2 separate regions of the Homo sapiens genome follow, and region 1 is linked to region 2. Evidence: read pairs that join two places in POLR2A ChIA-PET (ENCODE). Cell type or tissue: MCF 10A. All regions are shown on one strand. Links, peaks and the distances in the headings refer to the core of each region. The heading gives the core; the rest is flanking DNA.

Region 1 (8,348 bases), core at 91-8,090, 94 kb before region 2:
ATGTATTTGCATTTGCAGACATACTAGGTGTAAGTAAATTTCGTATGCAAATTACCCTGACAGAACCTCTATGCCTATAAAGCCCCCACACCCATGCATCTCTGCAAGTTCCCAAAGGGTATTTCCTATGTCCTCCCTTCCTTTGGAACCTACTGTGCTCTGCTATGTGCTATCTTTAGCTCAGGATTCCTGCCACCATAATCACTTGGCTGCTCCATCTCTCTTCATGCAGAGAAGTAGTTCATCACTGGTGGTGGTCCTTATCCCCCAAGATCCATCAAGCCCCACCAGTATCCACAGTTCAAGCGCCACATGGGTCTTCTTCTATTGTGATACACTCTGCACTAATGGTGCATGGGCAGCAAAGTTATTTCTAGACATATCCAGAACCAGATTTAAATAAGAGCCACCATCAGGATTTCTCATCCACCTCTTCAGTGGCACATGGATCAACCTCATTTTATGTAAAGATTTCTTCTCTTAGCATCCATTTTCTTTCAGATTTCTTGGACCTGCTTCAAAAAGGCTTTTGTGAGGCCGATACACCAGCCAACCAAACATGCCTGGACCCCCAGCAGTGAACACAGTGGAAACACTTGCCCCAGGCATCTGCATAGCTCATTTCGTCACCTCCTTCAAGTTTAGCTCAAAAAACCACCTTGTCGGGGAAGCCTTTTCTGACCACCCATTCAAGAGTGTTAACCCCCACTCCTACCCCAAGATTCTTATTGCTCTTCTCTGTCTTAGTTCACTCTGTGGCACTTACTACTTCCAAACATACTATAGAATGTATTGATTTTGTGTATTATTGTCTTCTTCCACCAAAATATAAATTCCAGGGGAACAAAGGTTTTTTTCTTTTTATTTCATGGACGTGCTCACAGTGGGGCCCAGCACCCAGTTGGTACTCAGTGAATATTTGAAGAATGAATGATTGAATCCCACACACAGGCTATATGTGTAATGTGCACTCTCATATAAACTCCACTGACCATATGCCCATTAAATCTGACATCCAGTAAACATACTTTGGCTGAAAAGATAGTTTTGAATTACAATGCAAAGAAAATATACCTCACACAAAGGACAAAGCAGTTGGACCAATAATGATCATCCGTTTTCTCGTTCTGGTTGCCCTTCACCTTTGAAAATGGGACAGAAAATACAAATAACTGTAGCCCAGCCTTTCTGTTCTTTGTAATGATTAGCCATTTTTAAATCCCTGTATCTCTTAGACTCAGTAATATAATTCTCTTCTCGATACCTTTTTCCGTTGCACTTAAAATTCCTTCAGAAATGAATTATAACTATTGAAACTTCCACGTGATTTGAGATATGCAGCTAAATGTCAAATAAGCTAGGGCAGATTTTGTGTGTGCATTAACTCTGGGGAAAATTAGCAAAAATTCACTCATTTATTACGTAGGAGTAACAAATCAAAATGAAAAAGAAAAAAAGATAGTCTTCATTTGGGGTTCACAAATCTATGAGGCAGTACTAAAGAATAGATAAATTGCTACAAATTTCCAGCAAAGCACTTTAGGATATGTCAAATTCCTTTAAAATATTCATATATTAGAATGTATTTATTATACTTTTAAATACATATGTAGAAGGATGTTCATGGCAATGTTATTCATAATGAATAAAATTGCAAGCAATTTAAATATCCAACAATAGGGAAATATTTAAATCAGTTACATTCTTATTATTCTATATAATAGAACATTATTTAGTCACTTAAAATTGTGTTTTTGAAGACCATTTAAAGAAATCATTTTCACAACATAACACTGAAAACTAATATAAGCCGCCCTCTTCAAACAATAAATCCATAATATATTCATAGAAAAAAATAAGATGAAATTTGCAAATATGTTAATGGTGATTACTTCTGATTATAGAATTAGAAGCCATTTTATGGGTAACTCCTAATATATCAAAATATTCAGCTGGCAATGGCCACCATGTTCTTAACTGATGTGATCATTAGACAAAGCATTTTTGAACAAAAGGTTTTTAGATGGTGAAATACGTTTATATAATAATGCAAAATAAACTGAATGTAGTCATAATAAGAGCTGACATTTAATGAACTCTGATTCGAACCAGGTATAACACTAAATACTTTAATCCATCTATGAAGTAGGTATCATTACATTTTAGATGAGGAAGCTGGGGTTTTTAAAAGCTGAAGTATCTATTTCAGTATCACATGGCCAGTCAGGGGCAGTAAGAGATTTGATCCGGAATTTTCTGCCTCCAGAGTTTCTGCTTTTAAACACTATGCTCCATTAAAAACAGCTGACGATGACCTATTATGAACGAGCTTGTAATTTGTTTTTGATCAAGACAATGGACTATTTTCAGGTAGTTTAACATTCCTTATGGTAATTACTGCTCAGATGATTACTATCTTTTAACTCTCGGTCAGATACTTGCTGCCTGCCTCTAGGGCAAGTATTTCAGTTTTTATGGCTGATAAAATACGTAGAGCACTTTAGCTTAGACACTGACCAAAAATGGGATTATTCACCTTTTAATCAATTGTAATGAAACCATAGTTATAATTAATGTCTGTTTCTCTTGAAAAAAAAAACTTTCCAAAAAAGACTAATTTTAAAACTAAAACTAGCATAAAATATGAAACTAGAAGACTAGAGTTGATTTCCTAATAATGAAGAGAAATTTAGAACTGTGGCAAAGGCAAACAGGCAAAACAAAACAAAACAAAACCTGACAGCTTCATAGACTCCGCCTCTGAATGGAATGTTGGGGACTGTCTTGCCAATTCTGCCAAACATCCAGGTAGAACACTGAGTACACTGACTACTTTAACTAAAACAATCTGGTTTTACACAAACCCAATTCACGTGCAACCACGTGTGAAGCTTACTGAACTTCTAGGCCAAGGGACAGTTTTTGCCTAAGGAAGAAGCTAAGTTAATTAACTGAGCTGAACATAGGTAAGTTTATAATCTAAGATACTTAGTTTCATGTTACCTAGAAGAAACATCTAGATGAAAAGAGTTCCTAGGAAGAATTCCAAAGTATGCAAAATGAAGAGAGGGAGAGCTATACAAATCATCTGTAATGTGAAACAAAACAAAATTAAGAGTTTTAGCTCAATTTGTAGGAAGAAATAATTTCTAGAAAAAAATTACATAAAAGCAAGGTGGATTTGTAAGTGTAGATCTTCAAGTTAACACTGCCACTTTAGATGGTAACTATTTTAATAATCCCTCAATTTTAAGCTACTGTAAAAAGATGAGCTGAAGAGTTATCAAAATGCTTATACCAGTCTACTTTCAGGAATCTGTTTTAGAACGAGCGTGTTGAATATATTTTGTTATATTCCTCAGAAACACTTTTAAAAATCTTAAACTTTTTAAATTACCATTGTGGTAACAAATGACATTCTCAAGTTAAAAAATAAATAATATTCCTAAAATAATGTTCTTTCCCCTGAGACCCCCTTAGAAGGTAGCGGTCCGTAACGCAGTCAGATATCTAGGATTTCCAAAACACCACTCATGACTATTAAAGGATGCTGAAAAACACCATTACATCAATGACAGAAAGGGCATGTCTATTCTTATTTCTGGAATTCCTTTCGATGTGAGTCAATTCACCAGGTGGGATTTCACTGAAAAATGGCTTTAAGAGTGTTTTACATGAAGGAAGAATAGAACTAAGGCCTTCAAACCAGACATAATGAAAAACATAGAATCAAACTTTACCTAGCAGGCAATGACAGGGACCAAAATCAAAGTAAAACACGTAGACACAAAAACTCCAGTTTTCTGTGCAACTTGTTATGTATTAATTTAACAGCGCATCTGCTTAGTGCAACAGTCCAAATAAAAGCATTTTACCCTCCACATACAAAAATAAAATTCTGTGACTTTGCTTTTCGTTTCAGACCTGGTGATATCAGATTAAAGGAGGAAAAAGAATATGAGATTATTTTTAAAACTCTTTTTGTATTTTCCCAAAAGTTCTACAAAGGCACTTAGGAATTTGGATAATTCAAAGATGCAGAAATAATTCATAACATAAAAGGACTTTCTGACTTTTTTTTAATCCTTAGACTCATAGAACTTGAAACCCAAACATAATGCGCCATCAGCTAGAAGGCCCTCTCTGCCTTCTAGAGGATGGATCAGACATGAACTTTCTCTCCTCTAACTCCTTCTAGACTGGCATGCAGTGATCTAGTTCACGATTATCGGATACCGCCTAGTGAAACAGTTCTTCTGTTGACTTTTCATTATTGTATATGTTTGTTTTATCTTTCCAACTAAGTGAAGCTAAGGAGCTGTATTTTATCTGTTTTATTATTCCCTCAAACAATGTAGCATACAGAGCCTCATCCACAGTGAGCATTCTCTATTTGTTTATTCCAGATTGGTTCAAACATTTTTTTTTAATCAAGAAGATGAGATTGCCTTGATAGACATGTTCCGTTATCTGGTGTTAGGACTAAGAAGATACTGGTGTAATAAATCAAACAGGTATGCTAACAGTTAATATAACATTTACATGTTGTTGAGGCCAGCAATTTTCAAACTCTTTTTTCATAAAACAGAATCTTGCTGAGAAACCCCACAAATGAAAGTGAAGCTCTTTTGACTGAAGTAGCTGGAGAAGGTGAGGTGAGAGATAGGGAAAAGCAGGTGAGAAGGGGCAGAAGCACAGAGAAACTGAAGTCCAGCCACTAAGTCCCTACCCACTGTCTGACAAAGACCACTGGAAACTCTCAGCCACTCTAGAGCACTGTTTAAAAGCCAATGGCTTATTCTGTCATGTAAATATGTATTTTAATAAAAAGAAAATCTCTACTTCTCCCTTCTGCCAACTGAGTGTCAGAAATTGAGCTCTATACTATGAGAAAGTCAATTTTAAATATGTGTTGACAGAACTAGAAAAAACTATTTTAAAATTCATATGGAACCAAAAAGAGCTCGAATAGGCAAGGCAATCCTAAGCAAAAAGAACAAAGCTGGAGGCATCACACTATCTGACTTCAAACTATTTACAGGGCTACAGTTACCAAAACAGCATGGTTCTAGTACAAGAACAGACACATAGACCAATAAAACAGAACAGAGAACCCAGAAATAAAGCCACACACCTACAACTATCTAATCTTCCACAAACCTCACAAAAACAAGCAATGGGAAAAGCACTCCATAATCAATAAATGGTGCTGGGATAACTGGCTAGCCATATGCAAAAGATTGAAACTGGGACCCTCCCTTACACCACATACAAAAATTAACTCAAGATGAATTAAAGACTTAAATGTAAAATCCAAAACTATAAAAACCCTGGAAGAAAACCTAGGCAATCCCTTCTGGAAATAGGAATGGGCAAAGATTTCGTGATGAAGATGCAAAAAGCAATTGCAACAAAAGCAAAAATTGACAAATGGGATCTAATTAAATTAAAGAGCTTCTGCACAGCAAAAGAAACTATCAAAAGAGTAAACAGACAGCCTGCAGAGTGGGAGAAAATTTTTGCAAAGTATGCATCTGACAAAGGTCTAAGATCCAGCATCTATCAGAAACTTAAGCAAATTTATGAGGGAAAAAAAGACAACCCCATAAAAAAGTGGGCAAATGACATGAACAGACACTTTTCAAAAGAAGACCTACACGTGGCCAACATGCATATGAAAAAAAGCTCATCATCACTGATCATTAGAGAAATGCAAATCAAAACCACAATGAGATATCATCTCACACCAGTCAGAATGGCTGTTATTGAAAGAAAAAAAAATCAGATGGTGGCAAAGTTACACACAAAAAGGGACACTTACACAATGTTGGTAGGAGTGTAAATTAGTTTAATCATTGTGGAAGACGGTGTGGCAATTCCTTAATGACCTAAAGGCAGAATTACCATTTGACCCAGCAATCCCCTTACTGGAAATATACCCAAAAGAATATAAATTGTTCTATCATAAAGACACAGCATTTGTATGTTCACTGTAGCACTATTCGCAACAGCAAAGACATGGATTCAACCTAAATGCCCGTCAGTGATAGACTGGCTAAAGAAAATGTGGTACATATAGACCATGGAATAATATGCAGCCATAAAAAGAATGAGATCATGTCCTTTGCAGGAACATGGATGGAGCTAGAGGTAATTATCCTCAGCAAACTAATGCAGAAACAGAAAACTAAATACCACCTGTTCTCACTTATAAGTAGGAGCTAAATGATGAGAACATATGGACACATAGAGGGGAATAACACACACTGGGGGCTACCAGAGAGTGGAGACTAGAAGTGGGGAGAGGATCAGGAAAAATAACTAATGGGTAATAGGGTTATGATCTGGATGATGAAATAATCTGTACAACAGACCCCCACGATACGAGTTTACCTATATAGCAAACCTGCACATGTACCCCTGAACTTAAAATAAAAGTTAAATTTTAAAAAAAGTAGAATAAATGAATTGTCCAAGTGAATGAATGAATGAACACTTGTAACCAAACTGAACAAAATCCTTATTATAGTTGTGGTATTTTTTCTAATTGAACTGAATGGGATACGAAAATCTAAATATAACTGGACTTAGAGAAATGAAAAGGTAAAAAGTATCAACTAAGACTGAATGCCCATATCTGAATTTTTAAAGTTATTTTACGAAGTAAAAAATGTACACATGGAACTCTTCTGTATCTATGGTAATGCAAAGGTTTCACGACATATACTTGTTTCTGCCCTAAATTCATGCTTCCCTTTTTTGGTAAATGTGACTCAATTTCCTCCCTTTTGGGAATAACCATTTCTCTATGCATCTAGTCTTGGCAGTCTGTCCATCAAAATGTTCCATTTGCTCCCTATCCACCCACCTTTATGCCTGGCCAAGGTGTAGGCCTGTTACCCTAGCTAGACTAGTCAGATGTTCTGGCCCTGAAATATGAAGCTTTTCAGGGATGACAAGATGCAGGATAAATGGCTTGAGCTATTCCATTCACCCCTGGGACTGTAAGTGGGCTCTCCCCTAGGTTCTGCTACACGAATTCCTGTAGCTATGCTGGCCTGGAGCTTTCTGAGCCATGGTTGTTTAGCTTCTTCTTTTCTTCTTTGGGCCATATTATGTCTTTCCAATAACATCTTTGCTGTATTTATGTATGTATTTATTTTTGTTTATTTGTATTTAGGTTAGCCAGAGTCCATTTCTGAAATCCAAGAACATAGAGAGATACAGGGACCCCAAGCACTGATAACACAGATGGAAATTCGCTGAAAGAAACTGAGACCAAACAACTCATAGTCACATGCCACAGTAAAATAGATCCCAAAGTCTTAAGGTGGCTTACTAGAATTTATCTTAATATTATTAGGCCTTTTGAATATGACATTTATCAAGTCTGTCATGCACAAAGTGAAGATAACTAGACTGAGATCAGGAGAATAATAGCTCGGGGCAAGTTACATAAACTTTTAAAACTCCATTTTCTCATCTGTGAAAGGATGAGGTTAAAGTAAAAGATTTATGAAGCCTCTTCTAATTATGACAACTTGTGGATTTTTGTTTACAAATATAAAATCATACATCAACTGTTGATTTTTTCCCCTGGTTTTAGAAAGACTCTGAAGGAGTTCCTGCTGTCTCACTTCAAGGCAGCATTTAAATTTAATACAAGCTCCACCCAGGGTCATCCTATGCTGTGATGTGACTATCCTCCATAGCTTTGTAGAATCTCTTTTGTGGTGGAAATCAGTGCCACTTTCTGTACTCACATTTTCCCTTGTCCATTCTCCTCCTATGGTGAGAAGAAAAAATGAGTTATAATTAGAATCAAGAAAATACTGTAAGGATAAATACAATGTATCCTGTTTCTATAAAAGGTCATTTTTTCAAGCTATCAAAGCCCCTTACAACAAATACCTAATTGATGGTTGCAGCCTCCTCTGTAAGAATAAAACACTATGCCCAGTTTATAGGTGAAGAAATCAAAGAGAAAGTCAATAGAATTTCAGTTCAAATTCAGTTCAAAACATTTCAAATCTGGGAAGAAGAAATTCAGAATGCATCCATTTTAGAACATTATATGTCAGGGTGCCAAATTAGCTCAGTTAGTTATACATGATTAGTGTTGACCTAAAAATATGTGTAATACATTTATAATGAAAGCAAAGTGAAAGACATTCAAATAGCAGAGTCAATCCTAAAACAAATAGCTATTACAGCGGTTTTCAGAATTAGTTCTTTGGTGACTAGTTGATGACTCTGTGAAACTCCCATGTAAGTGTGAGAAGCCTAATCTAGTGTACAATTACAGAAAATGAGAAGAGGCTCTGCACTTAAGACTAAGGTATACACAC
Region 2 (8,348 bases), core at 280-8,279:
CAAGGCTAAAAAAAAAAGGTGAGGTGACTCATATGCTTTGCTAAAGAACCTATAGTTTCTCCGGTTGGCTCTCTGCTTCTCACACTGTGCAAATCAAACTCTAGGGACAAACAGGATTAACATGACCCAGCTTCTTGGATTCTTGATTTTGCCCAACAGTATGGGAGATAAACAAGGTTGACGTTGAAGAACTATTGATTCAAAACAATCTTTGTAAACATTAAAATACCCATCCTTATAGTTACTTTGAGGAAAGATTTGAGAAACACAGCAGGTATGAAATGGAGAACCACTGATGGTTTTATTGTCAGCAGTGGCATGAGCAGAAATATGTTTTAGAGCAGTGGTCCCCAACCTTTTTGGCACCAGGGGTCAGTTTCATGGAAGACAATGTTTCCACAGATGCAGGGATTGAGGGAATGGTTTTGGGATGATTCAAGAGCATTACATTTACTGTGCACTTTATTTCTCTTATTATTACATTGTAATATACAATTAGATAATTATACAACTCACCGTAATGTAGAATCAGTGGGACCCCTGAGCTGGTATTCCTGCAACTAAATGGTCCCATCTGGGGGTGATGGGAGATAGTGACAGATCATCAGGCATTAGATTCTCATAAGGAGCTCACCACCTAGATCCCTCACATGTGCAGTTCACAATAGTGTTCACGCTCCTATGAGAATCTACTGTCACTGCTGATCTGACAGGAGGCGGAGCTCAGGCAGTAATGTGAGCCTTGGGGAGCAGGTGTAAATACAGATGAAGCTTCGCTTGCCTGCCTCCCACTCACCTCCTGCTGTGTGGCCTGGTTCCTCACGGGTCCGTGGCCTGGGGGTTAGGGACCTTTGTTTTAGAGCAATCACTCACTCTGGTGATGGCGTGGAGAATAGATGTGAGGAGGAAAGAGTGAAAACAGGAAGGCCAGTTAGGTGGCGGGCACAGCCTTCCAGGAAAGAAATGATGAGTAGCTAAAGTAGGGTAGGGAGTGTTGGAGGACAGCAATGCTTTAAGAAACAGGCAGAGGTATGCTGCTTAGCCATATGGAGTGCTTGAATGTGGAAGTAAAGGAAAAGAGAGGAGTCATGGATAAACCTAGAGTTGGAGTTTAGAAGACTGGCGAGACTCTGGTGCCACTGAACAAGTTGGAGTATATTGGAGAAATAAAAAGTTAGAACAAGATTATGACTTTAGCTTTGAAAATGTAAATTTCTACATGCCATGGAACTCCAGGTGAAGATGCTGAGAATTTATCCTGATAGCCTTCTCTGATTCTCCTAGTGAAAAATCACAGGCATTTGGAAGGTAATCAGAATTAGATGGGCATTTTGCTTCTTTTCTTTCCAACTTTCAGTGGCCATCTTGAGTTCATACATGACCTAGACTCAGCTCCTTCACTGTTTTCTCCGACATCTGTCAATCCATGACAAGCAGTAACTACCTGGGTGTGGTTTTCTCAGAGAAGTCTTGACACTCTAGTTCTGTATCATTCCCTGGATTTTAAGCTTTTCAATAGCAATGCCATGTGTCACTGACAATATGGACTGCTCATAAATAAATAACCTAGAAGAAAATTAATTATCATATCATCCATCAATCTCTTAGCCTCCTGAGTCCCTAGTTTTGAACTTCATTTCACCTCTAACAATATCTTTATCAATTCAAATCTAGCTCCTGGTCTCCCAGTTGTAACAAAACAGATATGGATCTCAGGTGGAGAGTAAGCATCAGAAACAGATGAACTCACAAGACAAAAATCTTATGTCCCTATTTTCCTGTTTTCATGCAAATGTCCCAGTAATTAAATCAGGAAAAAATGTAGCAAAAACATATCAGCCAAATGGTTTTAAAATTTCAAAAGAAGCTGTAAATATGGTCCTTTTTAGAAGATCAGGTTCTAACTAGAGTAGGAGAAAGGGTAGCATTTGTTCTGATGAAGCAGTTTTTAAATTATTGTCAGTGATTTGAAGAGAGATAACTGATGTATGTTGAAGAAGCCTGTGAGATTTTTAAATAGTTCGGACGCTACGGGGAGCATTTTTTTCTTAAACCAATGTACTCAGAAGTGTTGGCAAGATTTTATTTGAACGTAGCAGTGCTTATGTGAGGAAGTTATTTTGAATTACCCTAGTATAAATATGTATGACTTTATTTGTATTGAAAATTTCCTTTGCAAGTGAGCGAATGAGGAACTGTTATATATCTATATTGCTTTTTAAATGATTTAGGTATTTCATTTCGGAAATAAAATATCATACCCAGAATTCAAAAATAATATCAGAATTCCGTTTGTACCCACAGGTGATTCTTGCACCTGCATTCATACCTTTTAACTTTAATTTGCCATGTAGAACAAATGGTATCTGTTATCTTAAGTCTGGCTTTTTTTATAGCATTTATGCATACGTACATTCATTCACTCATTCATCAGACATTTACACAGCTCCTCTCATGAACCAAGCACTATGGTAGGTACTGGGCATGTAATAATAGTATTGAACTGTCCTTTGTCATAACATAGTTCAGGTAAACATTCCATTTCCTCTAGGCAATATTCTGTAGCACAATGAAATTTTCAAATCTTAGGGTCATATCTTATTATTTAAAGGCTAAGCATGTTGAAGGCTGTGAACAAGCCTAGCATTGAAAGCATATTCCCTCTAAATACAGAGTATCAAAAGAAAGGTAAGAAGAGGTGAGGGCCCCAAGAAATAAGGCCGAAAACAGGGGGGAGCAAAAAGAGGGCGGGAAGGGTATTGGAGAAAGCATTAAAATCAGGGCTCAAACTTTCCCCTTAATACCTTTGGGCAACCAGTTGTTCTACATGAAAATGAAGCTGCTAGCAAGAAAATCATCGAACCCATTATCTGTAGAGCCTGTCCATTTACTTATAGAAGGAAAAACAAAACAAAACTCATCTTCTCTGTTTTCCTTCTTTAGTTATTGTGTGGGATTGGAGGGGAAAGGGATCATTTATCCTAAATTACTACTTCACCTTGCCTTCCTAAGCAACACACCTCTTCTAGTTCATTCCATTCTCTCCTTATTATTTCTTTCCTTTATCAGAGAAAACCTATTATATTTTCATGTGTTTACTTAAAAACAAACTACAAGAAGGCTCATCTGAGTCATCTATTTAAAGAATGAGACAAACATACACATGCAGCTCTGTTTTTGCTCCTTCAATTCTTTTTTAGGCTGTGTATAAAAGTGACACAAAAAAAGAGGAATAAAACAGTTTGTGTTAAACAATGTAATCAAGTACATAAGTCTGTAAAAAGGAGCGTGTAGGGTCTTAAGTACCCATGGTCCCTGCCTGCTACCCTCATCTGTCCTCATTCTTATCTCAAGTTGTAAGTTTTCAGTAGGAGATCAGTTTGTATCTCCCTAAAGCTTCTAAATGAATGACGGATTCCACAAACAGCAACAAATATTACTATATAATAGGCACTGTTCCAGGGGGTTGCAAAAGAGACATCCGTGATAAATCACCTTCCTTTGTCAAATAAATTACTATTTGGAGATCATAAATGAAGCAATAGTTTAAAATTTTCCAAGTGACGGTGCTTTGCGTTAATATCATAAAAGCATTACTGTCCCTCAAATTCAAAGTCCAAGGTGATTTCAAATGTCATTCACAAGCATATTTCACCTAACCCTGAATGTTTTCTTCAACCATGCAAGAATCCTCCTTGGGAGAAGCAAAACTTGAATATAGATCATCTTTAGGCTGTAACAAATAATATTTCAATATCCCATAGAGCTATGTGACATTAGGTAATAATATAACTCAGGACTATACTGATTTCTCTAAACTGAAATTCCAAATTCTTAGAAGATAGATAAATTAAGCTTTAAAAGAATGGGGTTTTAATTTTTCCTTCTTGTTTTAAAACACCAAATATTTTCTGTGAACTTTCAGCTTTGTTCTTTCCCTCTTGTCTAGAAGGGTGCTAGCTGAGTGCCAAGAACAACAGGTAAGCCAGCTTCCCTCAACACAGAGAAATTATGCCTTTGCCACAGGAGCCATACTTATGCTTCCACAATGGCCAGGGAAAAACCTAATAGGAACAGATTTTTTTGCATGTGTAGCAAAGTTAGTTCCAGAGAGAGAGAAAGAAGCCTGGTTTGCACTGTAGCAGAACCATTGGAACAATATGCTCCCTGTGTCCACAGCCCAATCCTCCCCGGACACCCTCCTTTCTAGGGCATAGGGTAGCAGAGTCACATACACAGTAGATCATGCCAGGACCTGCTGACACAACCCTACTCCCAAATTTGCAGGCAGGAGAGTGAAGCAATGTCTGTACTCTATACATAGTCTTACTTTTTTCTTTTCTTTTTTAAAGTAGCTGTTTCAGCATTCAACTGGGGGCAAGAGGGGTTGGGGGGTGGAAAAAGATAGTGCAGGCAAACTTTCTCAGTGCTATTCCATCCCTCTATGTCTCCCCACTCCTTCACACCTCTGAAGTTATGGCAAGACTAGGTAAAGAGTTTTGAACAATATTGAGACCCTCTTATATTTACCTTGAACAAATAGGATCTTTGACACTTCTTGACCACACTCAGCTGCCTGCAAGAGTGCTTCCTCCTATAGCAAGTCATATCGGGAGAATTCGCTGAAGAAAGGTTTTTTCCTTACAATTGCAAATGAAAGTATAAAATAGATCACCAAATTTTAAAGTGTGCATATGTCCTCATCTCAGCTGTTGACATCATATTTATAATCATGAGCACGCCAGGTTTTCTACAACTTAAGAAATTCTATGACCATATTACTTTTCCAACTTTATCAGTAAACACTGATTTCTGTATAATGCAGAAACCAGTTAAATAATTTCTGGCCGGGTGCAGTGGCTCATGCCTGTAATCCCAGCACTTTGGGAGGCCGAGGTGGGTGGATCACCTGAGGTCAGGAATTCGAGACCGGCCTGGCCAACATGGTGAAACTCCGTCTCTACTAAAAATACAAAAAATTAGCTGGGTGTGGTGGCAGGTGCCTGTAATCCCAGCTACTCGGGAGGCTGAGGCAGGAGAATCACTTGAACCTGGGAGGCGGAGCTGGCAGTGAGCCAAGACTGTGCCACTGCACTCCAGCCTGGGTGACAGAGCGAGACTCCGTCTCAAAATAAATAAATAAAAAATAAAAATAAAATAAAATAAACAACACCTAAAAGACATGTTACATCCACTCTGGTTTTCCATAATTTAACTTCATGTATTTTTCAGGTAATTCATGATAGTAGGAATTACTATTTATTGATACACCTGCTCTGTGCCAGACATTTTGTATACAGTCATATTTTCTTTACCACAACCAGCTTGAATCTAAGTACTCCTTTACCAATTTTTTTTTTTTTTTTTTTTTTTTTTGAGACAGGGTCTCGCTCTGTTGCCCGGGCTGGAGTGCATGGAGTGCAGTGGCACCATCTCGGCTCACTGCAACCTCTGCCTCCTGGGTTCAAGCAATTCTCTTCCTCAGCCTCCCGAGTAGCTAGGATTATAGGCATGCACCACCACGCCGGGCTGGCTGATTTTTGTATTTTTAGTAGAGATGGGGTTTCACCATGCTGGCCAGGATGGTCTTGAACTCTCGACCTGGTGATCCACCCTCCTCGGTCTTCCAAAGGTGCTGGGATTACAGGCGTGAGCCACTGCACCCAGCTCCTTTGCCTACTTTAAAAATAATTTCACATGGGTAAAATAACTTGTCCTCAATACACAATTAGTATTTACCAAGCAGGGAGCCACATCCAGTTTATCTAATTCCAAAACCTGTATCTTTGTCACTATAATATGCTAACATTGAGGATCTAGTGTCAAATATACTAATGTCCAGTTTCCAGTCAACAAGTGCTAACAGAAGTTGTATAAGAAATAAAAACTATTCCACGACATCTCTGGACCATGATGTCTCCTTCATCACTAACTTGTCCTGTGCCTGGGCCCAATGTTGGAGCCAGTTGAGCTAGCAAGAACCTCCCATGGGAGCTTTTCCTAAGTCGGGTGCCTGGGAGAAGAGACTGGACCAGAAAATACACTTTATCTGGGAAGCCAGAGGCACCAAAGCCAGAGAAACTTTGGCTCAAGGACTTGAGCCAATATTGTAACTGGAAAAATGAGCCTAAGTGTTAGGTCCAAAAGGCAAAATAAGCCATACATGGAAAAACAAGGGCCAATCACAGCATCCAGGAGGCCTGGAAATGGGTCACAATGTGCAGAGCGGGTGGGCACAAGTGGGTCAGAAACACATCTGGGAAAGGTAAAAAGATGTTGGATGTCACATGAATATGGTGTTGGCCCTGGGGGTGGACGTGGCAGATTCAAAAGCACACCAAGAACCAGATGCTTGAATTGTGGGGAGTCACTGACTCTCCCTAAGCCACAATTTTCTCAGCTAATAAAATGGACCCAGTTGTAACCCCTTCAGATCTGCTATCAGAATTAAATGATACGTGAAAGGATTTAGCATAGTGCCAAGCCTAGAAAAGCAGGGGTTTTTTTTCCTTAGCTATTATTACTTTATATTTGTGATTGCCATGGAGATGATAATAAATTTTGAGAGTAAAGTTTTTACATTTAAGTACCTGAAAGAACCCTGAAAAAAAAAATTCACCCTTAGAATGGTACAAAATTAAAACTGAGTACAGAACAAAGTTTATAGTTTGAGCCTTTTAACAGAATAAAGAGTATTAAAGAAGACCTTGAAGCAAGCATGAAGTAATTTCCAGGTCACTAGACAATTTGCAGGTGCAAACCATTTCTAGTCCCATTGTCAGAGGGAGAAAAAAGGTACAGGTCACACCCAGTCCCCTACGCTGATGTCCAAATGTCTGGTTTGGTAGTTTTGACCTAAAAGGAGCATGGAATGGATGCTTTCAAAATAGAAACAATTAACAGACCCTTTAAGAACTACAGATATAAGTGTTTTGAGAAGTCTTAAAGAAAACAAGAACAACCAAAAACTATCAGTGTTAGTATTACATCACGATAGTTTTTCCCCCTGGCATTTGCATTGATTTTTCAGTTTTACATCAAAAAGAAAATCTGGCCTTGTGGACATTTAAGAGACTAGGGAATTTCATTTTCCACTTAATACACTGATTTTCTTCACCACTCTAGGTACTTGAAATTAGCGCAAACCCCAGGACAGCTACAATTCCAAAAGGGAATGCTCAGTTCATTATGAATGGTCTTAAAGCAAACAGTGCTCTGACAGCCAAATTCCTGGTCTTCAAATTTGTAAGTTTGCCCTTTTTTTCACAAGTCTTACTCAAGACCGCTTCTGAGCTTTTGCACATTTAACCCTTACACTAAAAGACAATATGTTACTAAAGAGCATGGGAAACTTCAAGTTCATACATTTGGACTAAATTCCTTTTCAAAAGCAGTCTAATATTTATAACCAAATTATGACCATATTGAATACACTAAATTAACTGCTGAACTAACAGAAAGGAAATACTGTATTTATTTTCACTTCTGTGGCTACGCATCCTTTGAACAGTTCGAAAAAATCATAAACCAGCCATAAATCCTAAAATGCTTTTCATTTTCTTTCTTCACGTAATAACACAGCACTGATTTTTCAATAAAAAATATACTGTAAATAGTTGTTATTTTTAATAATCAAAATTAATTTGTACCATCTTTAGTTGATCTGTATATTTGTTTAACCTTTCATTATAATAATAAAGCTACAATATAGTGAAGTTTTATGCATTACTTCATTTAATTCTCAATAAAATCCCAAGGGATAGCATTATTAGTGTACCCACATTGGAGATTAAAAATAAAACAAGCTTATAGGAGACTGCTTATAATCACACAGGTAGTCATTTGCAGGGCTAGTATTCAAAATAGATATTAATACTTTGGACTTTAACTGGCACAGGAGAATAAAAATATCAGGGATACACTTACTTAATCATTTTTAATAATTTAAATCAGCCCATATGTTAGTAAGTAAAAGATAAAAAATGATCCTAAATACCAGGCCTGAGTTATTTGTCAATTGCTGCAATTTTCCACTTTTAGACTTGAATTAATAGACATAACTAAAAATTTAAATGACAAAATTCCAATAAGAAAACATAGTGCATAATTAGTGCACATCTCTGGATTTGGGGAGGAGAGTGACTTGATTTTACATAGAGTATTGTTTTTCCTAATTAATTGTAGTGTGCCACATATTTGTATGTGAATGCCTCATAAATGGTTTACAAATTGTTAAGAAGTTTATGGATATCTAGAAAGAATATTACAGCTCAATAAATAAACTTTTACAAGTGTAGAAGAGAAATTTTGCATTAAAATGTGACTTTGTTTCTTCATCCTGAGAGAAT

Evidence for each region. Peaks named below come from ENCODE experiments on the same cell type or tissue, not always from the same donor. Only the 100,000 strongest peaks of a DNase experiment are listed, where the experiment ranks them.
Region 1: POLR2A ChIA-PET joins it to region 2 with 11 read pairs; 3 of 35 experiments call an interaction of 5 or more read pairs at or near these places.

Annotation. Positions count from the first base shown.
Region 1 is chr2:144,619,882-144,628,229 of GRCh38, reverse strand. No RefSeq gene overlaps it. Among named protein-coding and RNA genes, the nearest start is that of TEX41, 44 kb to the left of the region's middle. In MCF 10A, for the core only: no CTCF peak of the experiment used is centred there; no DNase peak of the experiment used is centred there.
Region 2 is chr2:144,525,914-144,534,261 of GRCh38, reverse strand. All of the region lies in intron 1 of LINC01412 (long intergenic non-protein coding RNA 1412), which reads right to left. Among named protein-coding and RNA genes, the nearest start is that of LINC02993, 5.6 kb to the right of the region's middle. In MCF 10A, for the core only: no CTCF peak of the experiment used is centred there; DNase peaks (open chromatin) are centred at 3,461 and 4,231.